Linked DNA regions of Homo sapiens: region 2 is linked to region 1. Evidence: chromatin contacts called from ENCODE Hi-C or POLR2A ChIA-PET data. All regions are on one chromosome and are shown on one strand. The core of a region is the stretch at or near the end of the contact, and the rest is flanking DNA. Distances in the headings are between cores, read along the strand shown. Region 1 holds the start of ZNF629 (zinc finger protein 629). Region 2 has its middle 35 kb from the start of MIR4519.

Region 1 (6,847 bases), core at 2,229-4,728:
TGTGCGTGCGCTGGTGCTGCACCAGGTGCGAGCTCTGCGTGAAGCTCTTGCCGCACTCGGAGCAGGTGTTGGGCCGCTCTCCCGTGTGGATGCGCTGGTGCCGCAGCAGCTTGGACCACTGGCTGAAGCTCTTGCCGCACTCGTTGCAGATGTAGGGCTTCTCCGCCCCCGCCGGGCGGCCCTGCACCAGCTCCCGCAGGCTGGGCTCGTTGGCGGGGACGACTGGGGGGCTGTTCCATGTGGTGAGAGCGCCCCACTGCCAGCTGGCCTCGCAGGCCTTGGTCCAGTCAGATGGGGTAGGGACTACCTCCGGGGCTGGGGGGTCCAGGGGGATCTGGTGGTCCAAGGGATTGGAGTGACCCAGTGGGGTTGGGGGGTTCTGGGGGACAGAGGGGTCCTGGGAGGATCTCTCCAGGGACATCTCTGTTGAGTCCTTGGATTCTGGACTCTGAGCCGGGTCTCCCATGATGATCTCCTCCCCAGAACTTTCCTGCCGAGGGCTCTCCTCTTCGTTTTCACTCTCGGCACCTACAGAAAGAAAGGGAGTCTACAGCCCCCAGCCCCTTTCAGAACACGGGGTTTGGTCTCTCTTCCCTCCCCCGGGTGTCCCCCAGAGTCCAGGCCCCTCCCTGAGCCGGGACCACCGTCTTGCCGGGACCGCAGCCCCTTCTTGTGCCCCTCACCTCTGTGAGCATCGTTGGGGCTCTGTTCCGGACCCTGCAGATCCGGGCCCCACAGCGCAGTCTCGGGCTCCATCCCAGAGCTCAGGACTGCAGTGTTCCAGGGACCCTGCGGGGGAAGACAGCGATGAGCGCACACTGGGAGCTGATTTTGCACTTTGCTTTATTCCCCCTGAACCTCACTCCCACCCTGCCCCGCCCCATTCCTCCTTGTGTGAACTTCAGTGTCCTCCCACCCCATTTTTCTGGGCACGGGTTCTTGCTGTGGCCCCCTTCCCCTGCAGGCCTGATTCTCACTCCAGATCTTAAGCGCACAGCTAAGCAAGCAGGTGAATTTAAGAGCGTAATTAAAAACTCATCACTCATAAGCCTTTGAACCCAGGATGGGGGCTGGAGCGGTCTCTGACATCCACAGGGGAAGGAGTTTTTCACCCCATACCTCTGATGCCCAGAGGCTGGGAAACCTGTTATTTGCTAATCAGAGGAAGCTCATTAAGACTCTAATTTTCCTCTTAATGGGGCTGCTAATTGAGACCAATAAACTTTTCTGTGCCCCAGAGTGAACCGAGGCTGCCTGAGACACTTAAAGGGTTAAGAAAAAAAAACACCCCAGTTTCCCAGAGGAGACAGAGGCCCTCTAAAAGGACTGGGGCACTTCCCTGTTATCCAAGCACAGAAAGAGGGTCAGGCTGGAGGTGGGGAGAGGGGCAGTTTAAAGCTGCATCTGCAGGAACCGCCCAGAGGAAGAGAAAAAGTAAGGAGAAGGGGAGGATGGATGCTTGTGTGAACACCTGCGGCAGACCCAGTGCCTGCCATGGTGTCATTTCTCTCACCCAGTCCTCCCACAGCCTGGTGAGGAGACCCAGGAATCAGGCTGTCCATTTTACAGATTAGTACATCAATGCCTGGGGAAACCTCTCCAAGGTCAAGGCTGGGAAGTGGCAGAGCTAAGATGATAAAAGCAGGGCTCCATATCTGGCTCACCCCTGTCTCTGAGAGCACGAGGTGACCTTGGGAGTCATGTGAGACTCATGCTCATGGGAGGCTGGCAGGAGACAGGTGATGAGGACAGCTCATGGGGAGCCTGCTGGCAGTGAGAATAGGCTGGAGAAATTCCTGGGACCCAGAGGTTTCCCAGGCTAGAAAAGGAGGAGTTGGACCCAGGGACTAGGCCTGCTGGTCTGCACCCATGAGCTGGAACCATACTCCCCACCAAAGCCCTCCTATCCCCACTCCTGCCCGGACCCTCCTTCTACTCCTTTTGTCCTGCTTTCTTGAGGCTGTTTCCCAAGCCTAGCCTGGCACTGAATAGGTGCTCCAGAAACTTTGTTGAATGAATGAATGAGTGAGATGTCCCTAGCCCCTGGAACACCTGTTTGGTCTAATGCCTTTAAAGATCAGTTTGCAAGGGGATGGCAGCAAAGGAGCAGGAGTTCCAAGTGGCCCCCTGGTAAAATAAATAAATAAATAAATAAATAAATAAATAAAAACAGCCAGCTGTCACTCCAAAAATGGTGAGATGAGTTCAGGATGAGGGAATGGGGCCACAGGAACAAAGCGCTTGAAGGAGGTCCCACACCATTTACACCCTGCAGAGAATCCCTGGGTGGGGCCTGGAAACTTTGGATGGCTGTGTGAGGTGGGCGCTGTGTGCACAGGGGCAGTGGGGCAAGGGAGACATGGCAGGAGGCGCTGAGAGGTGACCAAGGTGAAGCAAGACTGGCTGCACCCTGCCAAAGAGCGGTAGGAGAGACAGAAGTTAGCGTTTAGGAAGTAAATTAATTTCTTCATCTCTGCAGCTACTTAAGCTCCGAGAATCCCCCCTCCCCGCCTGTAAGTGTCTTTGGGGTGGTGGAAGCGGAGACCTCTGCCACACTGGGGGCTGCCTGATGTCCGGTCCGGGAAGGATGCCCTGCTGTGTTTGCTCGGGACAGGTAAGAGTTTGTGGACCTCGATGGTCTCCAAAAAATTCTCCCCTAGTGGTCCAGAGTAGGAGGGAAAGGGTTAATGACAGGGCCGACACAGAGCATGGACGTGGGAAGACCGAGGGAGGCCGAGGCGCTGGGAGCCCAGGCGCCAGGCACGCCAGCCTGAGACCTCGCGATGGCCCCACTGCAGAGGGAGGGAATGAGGAGCCGCCTCCCGAGAGATGTGGGGAACGGCCCAGGGTGACCCTGACATGGAGGCGGCGGGAATGCGGCCGCCCGGCCCGGCCCCCCCACCGCTTGGCTCCGGACTTCTGCTCCCCCGGAGCCGCGACCCCCGTCCCGCTGCTGATACAGAGCCTGGGCATCCGCCCCTGCCCCGGCCCCCGGGGTCCCGGCTCCTTCCAGCACTGCCAGGCTCCTCCAGGGCTGCGCTGGCAGCGCTGGTCCCCGGCCCCGGCCGATCCCTCTTCCCAGAATCCCCAGGCTCCCCTCCCCCGCCACCGACCCCCGCGCTTCCCAGAATCCTCGGCCCTCCGCGCCCCCCGCCCGCCCCCACCCCGGCCACAGCCCCGGGCGCGGGTGGGGGGCTCAGGCCCGGGCTCCCGGCCCCCGCCTCCCGGGCCCCATTGTTCCCCGGCGGCCGTCCCGGGCACTCCAGGCCACCCCCCGGGAACCCAGGCGTCCCCAACTCACGGCTCTGGGGTCTGGGAAAAGCCGGAAGGCGGAATCCAGCCCCAGGGGACTTAACCCCTTCAGTGCCCTGCCTCGGGGGACGGACTGGGCGCCGAGGACTCTGGGGTCCTTCTCAAGGGGTGATTCCAGGCTGAGGACCCGGGGACCAGTTCAGGGTGACTGGGACGGAGCAGGAAGTGACCCCAGCTTCCCGGGCCCCTCTAGCCTGGAGTCAGAGCATCAGCTCTATGGGATTTAACCCTTTGCCTCCCGCAGCCTGGGGAAAAAAGGGGACAGCGGTGGGAGCAGGGAGGAGGCTGGGACGACGCCCCTGTCCCCGTCTCCAGTGGGAGCAGGCAGCGTGGGCATCTGGGAGAGCCCCGATGCCCGCGAGGGTCCCTGGGCTTCTGGCCGCTCTTCATTTCGCAGGGGCTCCGCCGGCCGCGCCCGGAAAGCCCTATCTCAGATTTGGCGGCTGCTGATCCCCTGAGGCCAGTCTTTGTTTGGACTAACCCTGGGATGGGGCTGGGGTGGGAGCAGGGGCTGGCAGAGCAGACCTGAGAGGGAACACCCTACGCACTAAACATGGCCTTAATGCTTGATGGAAGTCATGGCTGCAGGAGTTGGGACTGCAGGAACAAGCACAGCCGGGAAGGATTTGCAATAGCCTGTGTTCCAGCCCCTCTTCTCCAAACACCTCCCCTCAGAGGAGGAAACTGAGGCTCACGGTGGCAGGAAAGAAGCCAGTGGGGGTTCCCTGGCCAAGGAGGGAGAACCTCTTTTCTCATAGCTCAGAGGGCACCCGGCTCACAGCAGAAGAAACCTTTAAAAACCCAGGAACACTGGTGGCCTCTCAACGTCCAAGTTATCTATGCTCGCAATTTTTACAGCCTTTCTTTCTTGTCTTCCTTATCACAGTCCCATGGGATAAGGTTGCCCATCATCCCCATTTCACCGGGGAGGAAACCAAGGTGTGAGAAGCGACTGGTGTACTTAAGGCCACCTGATTCTTTCAGTTCAACACACTGCATTATTATTCCTGGGCACTGTGGTTAACACTGGGGTGGGCATACCTCTGAGATGCATGGAAATTGGGCTTTCTACCCTTGGGAAGTTTGGTATTGTGTATGTGTTACAAACACAGAGGAATCCTGGGAGCGTGCAGAGGGCTCTGTCCAGAGACTGAGAGGCTGGGGGGAAGAATAAACCAAAGGTCAGAAATTACTAAAGGCAGCTGGGTGCGGTGGCTCACGCCTGTAATCCCAACCCTTTGGGAGACCAAGGCAGGCGGATCACTTGAGGTCAGGAGTTTGAGACCAGCCTGGACAACATGGTGAAACCATGTCTCTACTAAAAATACAAAAATTAGCCAGGCGCAGTGGCTCATGCCTATAATCCCAGCACTTTGTGAGGCCGAGGCAGGCAGATCGCTTGAGCCCGGGAGGCAGAGGTTGCAATAAGCCAAGATTGAGCCACTGCACTGCAGCCTGGACGACAGAGTGAGATCCTGTCGCAAAAAAAAAAAAAAAAAGAAGGAGGGAGGGAGGGAGAGAAAGAGAGAAAAGGAAGGAAGGAAGGAAGGAAAAGAGAAAACAGGAAAGAGAAAAAATTGCTAAAGGCCAGGCCTGGTGGCTCATGCCTGTAATCCCAGCACTTTGGGAGGCTGAGGCAGAAGGGTAACTTGAGCCCAGGAGTTTGAAGGCTGGGCAACATAGTGAAACCCTGTCTCTACAAAAAACTTAAAAACAATTAGCTGGGCAGGGCGCGGTGGCTCATGCCTGTAATCCCAGCACTTTGGGAGGCCAAGGTGGGTGGATCACCTGAGGTCAGGAGTTCAAGACCAGCCTGACCAACATGGAGAAGCCCCATCTCTACTAAAATACAAAAATTAGCCCAGCGTGGTGGTGCATACCTGTAATCCCAGCTGCTTGGGACGCTGAGGCAGGAGAAGCGCTTGAACCTAGGAGGCGGAGATTGCAGTGAGCTGAGATCGTGCCATTGCACTCCAGCCTGGGCAACAAGACCAAAACTCGGTCTCAAAAAAAAAGAAAGACAACAACAACAACAAAAACAAACAATTACCCTGGCGTGGTGGTGCATCGCTATGGTCACAGCTACTTGGGCTGAGGCAGGAGAATCACTTAATTCTGGGAGGTGGAGGCTGTAGTGAGCCATGATTGCACCACTGCACTCCAGCCTGGGTGGCAGAGTGAGACCCTGTCTCAAAAAAAAAAAAAAAAGTCCGGGCAGGGCACGGTGGCTTATGCCTGTAATCCCAGCACTTTGGGAGGCCAGGGCGGGCAGATCATGAGGTCAGGAGATTGAGATCATCCTGGCTAACATGGTGAAACCCTGTCTCTACTAAAAATACAAAAAATTAGCCGGGAGTGGTGGCACATACCTGTAGTCCCAGCCACTTGGGAGGCTAAGGCAGGTGAATCTCTTGAACCTGGGAGGTGGAGGTTGCAGTGAGCCGAGATCATGCCACTGCACTCCAGCCTGGGTGACAGAGCGAGACTCTCATCTCAAAAAAAAAAAAAAAAAAGATGGTTTGGCGAGGTGGCTCACACCTGTAATCCCAGCACTTTGGGAGGCTGAGGTGGGCAGATCACTTGTGGGCAGGAGTTCAAGACCAGCCTGGCCAACATGGTGAAACTCTGTCTCTACTAAAAATACAAAAAATTAGCTGGGCATGGTGGCGTGCACCTGTAATCCCTGTTACTCAGGAGGCTGAGGCAGGAGAATCACTTAAAACCCAGGAGGTGGAGGTTGCAGTGAGTCGAGATGGCGCCACTGCACTCCAGCCTGGGCAACAAGAGCAAGACTCAGTCTCAAAATAATAATAATAATAATTTTAAAAAAAATTAGGCCGGGCGCAGTGACTCACGCCTGTAATCCCAGAACTTTGGGAGGCCGAGGCAGGCGGATCATGAGGTCAGGAGATCAAGACCATCCTGGCTAACACGGTGAAATCCAGTCTCTACTAAAAATACAAAAAATTAGCCGGGCATGGTGGCAGGCGCCTGTAGTCCCAGCTACTTGGGAGGCTGAGGCAGGAGAATGGCGTGAACCTGGGAGACGGAGCTTGCAGTGAGCCGAGATCGTGCCACTGCACTCCAGCCTGGGCGACAGAGCAAGACTCTGTCTCAAAAAACAAACAACAACAACAACAACAAAAAACACACATTAAAAATTGCCTGGCATGGTGGCTCATGCCTGTAATCCCAGCACTTTGGGAGGCTGAGGCGGGAGGATTACCTGAAGTCAGGAGTTCAAGACCAGCCTGGCCAACATGGTGAAACCCCATCTCTACTAAAAATACAAAAATTAGCTGGGGCTGGCTGGGCGCAGTGGCTCACGCCTGTAATCCCAGCACTTTGGGTTGCTGAGGCAGGCGGATCACGAGGTCAGGAGTTCGAGACCAGTCTGACCAACATGGTGAAACCCCGTCTCTACTAAAAATACAAAAATTAGTTGGGCATAGTGGCGCACACCTGTAATCCCAGCTACTCAGGAGGCTGAGGCAGGAGAATTGCTTGAACCCGGGAGGTGGAGGTTGCAGTGAGC
Region 2 (6,847 bases), core at 1,451-3,950, 53 kb after region 1:
GAACTCCTGACCTCGTGATCCACCTGCCTCAGCCTCCCAAAATGCTGGGATTACAGGCATGAGCCACCGCGCCCGGCCGACTCCATCTCTTTAAAAAATTTTTTTTCAACTCTCGTCACTGAGTGAAACTTTGCCACCCTACTGACACTTATGTATATCCTTAATGCCCAGTTGTTGGTGCCTAATAGTGTTTACCATTAAAATAACCAGGAGTTCTTGGAGGGTAGCTGATTACATTTCTTGAGACAAGAAAAATCAGGATGGGTCTATAGCATCCTGTTCATTCCAGAAAGTAAGGATATTTTCAAGGATATTGGGGTAGTGGTACAAAGACAAAGGTGATAATAATTTTTTTTTGAGGCGGAGTTTTGCTCTTGTTGCCCAGGCTGTAGTGCAATAGAGCCTCTTGCCTCACTGCAATCTCTAGGTTCAAGTGATTCTCCTGCCTCAGCCTCCCGAGTAGCTGGGATTACAGGCGCCCACCACCACGCCCAGCTAATTTTTGTATCTTTAGTAGAGATGGGGTTTCACCATGTTGGCCAGGCTGGTCTCAAACTCCTGACCTCAGGTGATCCACTCACCTCAGCCTCCCCAAGTGCTGGGATTACAGGCGTGAGCCACTGAGCCCAGCCGTGAGGACTTTAAATAAGAAGATGCAGATAAAGCACTTAGCACTGGGCCTGCAGCATAGGACATGATTCAAATGAGTTAGTTTATTGAAGAGGGCAGGGGGTGGTAGCAGGAACAGACATCAGAGAGGCAGAGTGCAGAGAGGAGCTTTCCCAGGCATGCTGTCTGGCTGATCAGGTGGCCAGTCAGTTGACTGGCACATGCTAACTGAGTCCCAACAAGGTGCCAGCCACTGGAGACATAATGGTGAACAATGCAGGGCCCTACAATTTTTCCTCCTCTATGGACTTCTCTCCAAGTCCTACTGGCTATCTTAGCTACAAACAATTCCCTACCACACTTTTCCCTTCAGGCTATTTTCATGAATAGAACCAGGACATTCCAGGCTTGGCTTCTTTCCTGTCCCAGGTTGGGCCACTGGCTTCACCACTGAACAGCCCGAGGTCTCAATTCAGGGCACAGGCACTCAGCTAATCTCCACCAAAGTGGTTAGGAGCATGGGCTTTGAAATGGATGACAGAGGTTTGAATCCTGACTCAGCTTCTTCTTATCTGTGACCTTGGGTAAATAATATAACATTACAAAGCCTCAGTTTTCTTATTTGTAAGTAGGCATAATAATCCCTACCCAAAAGGAATGTGATGATTAAATGAGATTACGTGAGTGTATGTGTATATAGTATACACATATAGATCAGAGATAGATGGTAGGTAGCTAGGTAGGTAGGTAGATAGATAGATAGAGGCACTGAGTAACGTTAGTGGCTGCCATTATTGCCTTAATATTCCAGTTACTTCAGGGTTTGCTCCTTGGAGGATTTTGGATATTTGCTTATGAGTATAAACAAACAGATTAGGCCAGGCGCAGTGGCCCATGCCTGTAATCCCAGCACTTTGGGAGGCCAAGGTGGGTGGGTCACTTGAGGTCAGGAGTTTGAGACCACCCTGGCCAACATGGCGATACCCTGTCTCTACTAAAAAAAATACAAAAAATTAGCAGGGATTGGTGGCAGTCACCTGTAGTCCTAGCTACTCAGGAGGCTGAGGCAAGAATTGCTTGAACCCAGGAGGCGGAGGTTGCAGTGAGCCAAGATCACGCCACTGCACTCCAGCCTGGGTGACAGAGCGAGACTCCGTCTCAAACAAACAAACAAACAAAAAAAACCCCCAAATAGATTATATCAGACCAGTGGCAAAATTTTTTTTCTGGGTATTAATAATGCATTATAGCATTTTCAGGAAGTTATAGCCATTTTATTTCAAACTTTCCCCAAATCGTTAACAGATAAATCAATGAAGAATGTCAGAAAGATTCTGGGAAAAAAATGTCTCTATGACAATAGCCAGGGTGGGCAAGTGGTTGCAAAGCACAGGGTGTATTTGAGTCCACAGGATCTACTGAGATCAAGGCCACTCACAACTCCTGGAGGTGGGTGCCATTCACTACCAGGTAAACAAGAGGTTTGTATAGTTAGTGCAACAGATTTCCAACAGATAACAGTACATTGTTTTAAGGAAAGGGCACCTCTTTCCTAGTTCATACAAAGTTGCTAAGAATTTATGAATGAGCCGAAGAGCTGACTGTGGCCTCTCTAGAGGACAGAATGTGTACCACACTTGTCTATTGGGCTAGATTAGGACCTAACAAACCTGTGGCAGAGAGGAACTGTCTTCTCGCAGGGTCTGGGGCAAAGAGTGGGATTCCCTGGTGTGACAGACAGGATTCTAATAGATGCTCCCCTCAAGATTCCTGTCCCCTGGTTATTCAGTCAAGCACTAATTTAGGTGCTGCTGTGAAAGGATTTGGCAGATGTAATTAAAATTCCAAGTCAGTTGATATTAGGATACCGAGATTATCACCTAGTCAGGTAGCCATTTAAAAGCAAGCTCTTCTCTGGCTGGTAGCAGAACAGGAAGTTATGAGGGGCATTTAAGCCATTGCTGACTTGAAGAAGGAGGCAGCCATGTGCTGAGGAATGCGGAGGCCTCCAGAGAGCTGCCACTACCCAACATCCAGCAAGGAGCTGACTTTGGCTAACAACCTAAACGAGCTCGAAAGTGGATTCTTCTTCAAAGCATCTGGATAAGAGCCCAGCTCAGCCAACACCTAGACTTTGCCCTTTTGAGACTGAGCTAAGAACCCAGTCACACCCATACAGTGGGACTTAGGGAACTGTGAGATAATAATTGGTTGTGGCTTTAAGCTGCTAAATGCGTAGTAATTTGTTATGCAGCAATAGGAAACAAATATTATTTGTTTCATGAAAGAGCTCAGCTGGAGATAACTTGGGAATCCCTCCAGGAGAGGACTCTGTCAGCTGTCTTGCATTATGCTGGTGGAGAGAACACATTTTCCCCACTCCTGATGTTTACTTTTATGCAGGTAGAGATCTACAGGTGTAACATTACTGACCTTCCCCCACCTCCTGACTTACTTAGGAAGGAATGGAGTTATTAGGAAGGAGAAATGGTATGTCTATATATCTGTTTCTTCCTCTGTTTTTCCCCTTGAGAGTGAACCTGTTGCCTAAGAACTTAGGTTCTGTTCTACACCGTCAAATTCCAAGTTGTTTTTTTTTTTTTTTTTTTTTGAGACAGAGTCTTGCTCTGTCGCTCAGGCTGGAGTGCAGTGGCATCATCTCCACTCATTGCAACCTCTGCCTCCCAGGTTCAAGCAATTCTCCTGTCTCAGCCTCTCGAGTAGCTGGGATTACAGGCACATGCCACCATGCATGGCTAATTTTTTTATTTTTAATAGAGACAGGATTTCACCATGTTGGCCCGACTGGTCTCAAACTCCTGACCTCAAGTGATCCACCTGCCACAGCCTCCCAAAGTGCTGGGATTACAGGCGTAAGCCACTGCACCCAGCCATCAAATTCCAAGTTTTACAAGGGGAAGGCTGTCAAGGTCTAGTACTACCTGTGACTATGGATGGGTAAACATGGTCCAGAACTGACGAAGAAGAAAGATGTATTAGTCTGGTCTCACCTTGCTAAAGACATACCCGAGACTGGGTAATTTAGAAAGGAAAGAGGTTTAATTGACTCACGGTTCAGCATGGCTGGAGAGGTCCCAGGAAACTTACAGTCATGGCGGAAGGGGAAGCAAACATGTCCTTGTTCACATGGTGGGAATAATAAGAAGTGCTGAGCAAAGTTGGAAAAGTCCCTTATAAAACTACCAGATCTCATGAGAACTCACTCACTGTCACAAGAACAGCATGGAGGTAACTGCCCCCTATGATTCAATTACCTCTCACTGGGTTCCTCCCATGACACGTGGAGATTACAATGGGGACTATAATTCACGATGAGATTTGGGTGGGGGGACACAGCCAAACCATATCAAAGACCTTAATTAATGGTCTCCCTCATCTCTCCCACCCCTGCCAGAAACCACATATAAACATACAGCCCTGGAAGAACTGACCTAATCTGCTCACCCTTGAGCACTTAGAAGGGAGCTGCACAGGTAGACTGACTTGAGGAAAGATGCCTGCCTGCACTTGAAAAGCCCTGTAGGTAAGGCTTCCTATTCATGCCTTAATAGTCAGATAGTGGTCTGCAAATTTGTTCAATACTGGGTGTTGTAGACTGAATGTATATCCTGCCCCCTCACCCCAATTCATATGAAGAGGTCCTGATACCTCAGAATGTGACTGTATTTGGAGAGGGTTTTAAAGAGGTAATTTGTTGGGAGCCGAAAAGGCCACAGGGATTGTGACCAACTCAGCATTCCACTGGAGGCTACATGATCAAACAGCAAACTGTTTATTATGAATGCAGGATGTAAGCAAACTCACACTGCGCCTGCTGCCAAAAGGTTTGCTGAGGGCCATCACTCCCTGGCTCCGGGCTCCTTGAAGTTATCTACTGGGAAATCTAGCGCCTATTGTTCGAAGGATACAGTCTCACAAGCCTGCTGTGAACCAAACAGCTGACTGACAATTACCCGACAACCAGTCCCCCTTTCTCGTTATCTCTTTTACCAATAAATACAGAGGGCTGTGTAAAGCTCAGGGCCCTTGGCCGGGCATGGTGGCTCACACCTGTAATCCCAGCACTTTGGGAGATTGAGGCGGGCAGATCACGAGGTCAGGAGATCAAGACCATCCTGGCTAACATGGTGAAACCCCATCTCTACTAAAGATACAAAAAATTAGCCAGGCGTGGTGGTGGGCACCTGTAGTCCCAGCCACTCGGGAGGCTGAGGCAGGAGAATGGCATGAACCTGGGAGGCGGAGCTTGCAGTGAGCCGAGATCATGCCACTGCACTCCAGCCTGGGCCAAATGCGAGACTCCATCTCAAAAAAAAAAAAAAAAAAAAAAAAGCTCAGGGCCCTTGTCCACCAGAGACAAGGTGCCCCCTGACCCCTTCTTCCAAATATACTCTTCTGTCTTTGTCTTTTATTCCCGTGTTCACCCCCCTTTGTTCAGTCTCCCAAGGTCCGTGCAGGTTACAGTAATTGAGTTACAGTGAAGTTGTTAGGGTGGGCTCTAATTCAATACGACTGGTACACTTAAGAGGAAATTTAGACACAGACATATACAAAGTGAAGACCATGTAGAGACACAAGGAGAACAAGGCCATTTACAAGACAATGAGAGAGGCCTCAGAAGAAACCAACTCTGCCGACACCTTGGTCTTGGACTTCCAGTCTCCAGAACTATGAGAAAATAAATTTCTGTTGTTGAAGCCACCCAATCTGTGGTACCTTGTTATGGTATACCTAGCTAAAGAGCACACTGGCCACTCAAGAGGAAACTTGCCTTACGCCACTTGCCTCTGTTTGATAGAACCTAACATACTATTCTGACTGCTAATTGTAAATAAAATAAGGAATAATTAAAGAAAAGTTACAGCCCATCTAAGGGACTCAGAAACCAGAGGAGGGAAGATCAAGCCAGTCCCTGGATGAAATGTTATTTATTTATTTTTTAAAACAGAGTCTCGCTCTGTCACCCAGGCTGGAGTGCAGTGGTGCGATCTCAGCTCACTGCAACCTCCACTTCCCGGGTTCATGCCATTCTCCTGCCTCAGCCTCCCGAGTAGCTGGGACCACTGGCGCCCGCCACCGCTCCCAGCTAATTTTTTGTATTTTTAGTACAGACAGGGTATCACCGTGTCAGCCAGGATGGTCTCGATCTCCTGACCTCGTGATCCGCTCGCCTCAGCCTCCCAAAGTGCTGGGATTACAGGCATGAGCCACCGCGCCCAGCCATTCTCCTGACCTTGTGATCCACCCTCCTCAGCTTCCCAAAGTGCTGGGATTACAGGCGTGAGCCACTGCACCTGGCCAAAATGGTTTTAACTGAAGTAAAATTGATTGAAGTCTGTTTTTTAAAAAAAGTTACAAGAGCTCAAACTTCCTTGTCACCAATCCTGTTCTTTCCAAATCCCTGGCCATCCAGCCAAATCATGAGCAACTGCCCATGCGTTAGTATAGGTCTGTACTTCTGGCTATTTCTCATTCCAGACATAGCAAACAATCAAACATACTAGTCAAAATTCCGGCCACTGCGAGGCCATGACAGCAGATTTTGCAGACTCTTCTGTAGAATGAGAGATACTCCAGGAGGTCATAGACACTAATGGAGGGAGAGGAAGACAATGTAGCAAGAGTTGGTGTTGGGCTGGGTGCCGTGACTCATGCCAGTAATCCCAGCACTTTGGGAGGCTGAGGCAGGAGGATCACTTGAGACCAGGAGTTTGAGACCAGCCTGGGCAACATAGTGAGACCTTGTCTCTACTAAAAATGAAAAAGTTAGCTAGGCGTAGTGGCACATGCCTGTAGTCCCAGCTACTTGGGAGGCTGAGGTAGGAGGGTCACTTGGGCCTGGGAGGTTGAGGCTGCAGTGAGCTGTGATCATGCCACTGCACTCCAGTCTCGGTGACAGAGTGAGACCCTGACTCAAAAAACAAAAAAAAAAAGTTGGTGTGAAGGAGTGGATTCTTCTATTGGTGTTTGCCATGTTTGCCATGGACACTGAGCGTTACCGGATCTGCTGGATCTCAAGCACCACACAGTAGACCAGCATGTGATGTAATGCAGCCTGGACTTGCTGCAGAGCCTTCTCTCGCTCCAGTCCCTGCTCAAAACTAGCAGCATAGACCGGGCACTGTGGGTCATGCCTGTAATTCCAGGATTTTGGGAGGCTGAGGTGGGTGGATCACTTGAGGTCAGGAGTTGGAGACCAGCCTGGCCAATATGGTGA

The links. A loop is a pair of places that touch in the nucleus more often than their neighbours do. ChIA-PET counts read pairs that join two places held with the same protein, here RNA polymerase II (POLR2A). Pooled maps may share reads with other maps.
Region 2: a loop to region 1 is called in a map of stomach, with 3 times the contacts of the local background. The contact joins the enhancer-like site here to the promoter of ZNF629 in region 1. A Hi-C loop is called at or near these places in 5 of 168 maps with a recorded cell type or tissue (Caco-2, PC-9, spleen and 2 more), 1 of 37 single-sample maps with no recorded cell type and 7 of 50 pooled maps. POLR2A ChIA-PET finds 5 or more read pairs at or near these places in 18 of 52 experiments (A549, B cell, CD4-positive, alpha-beta T cell and 14 more).

Annotation. Positions count from the first base shown.
Region 1 is chr16:30,783,727-30,790,573 of GRCh38, forward strand. ZNF629 (zinc finger protein 629) reads right to left here and starts at 3,479. Exons shown (of 3, transcript NM_001080417.3): 1 at 3,302-3,479; 2 at 684-789; 3 at 1-528. The coding sequence starts at 756. RefSeq lists an enhancer at 3,429-3,548.
Region 2 is chr16:30,837,016-30,843,862 of GRCh38, forward strand. It overlaps a transcript of BCL7C not described here. Among named protein-coding and RNA genes, the nearest start is that of MIR4519, 35 kb to the right of the region's middle. Within about 2 kb of position 2,701, at least 6 of the 41 ENCODE cell types and tissues checked have a DNase peak (open chromatin) inside an H3K27ac peak, as active enhancers do; they include PC-9 and stomach, where a contact is called at or near this core.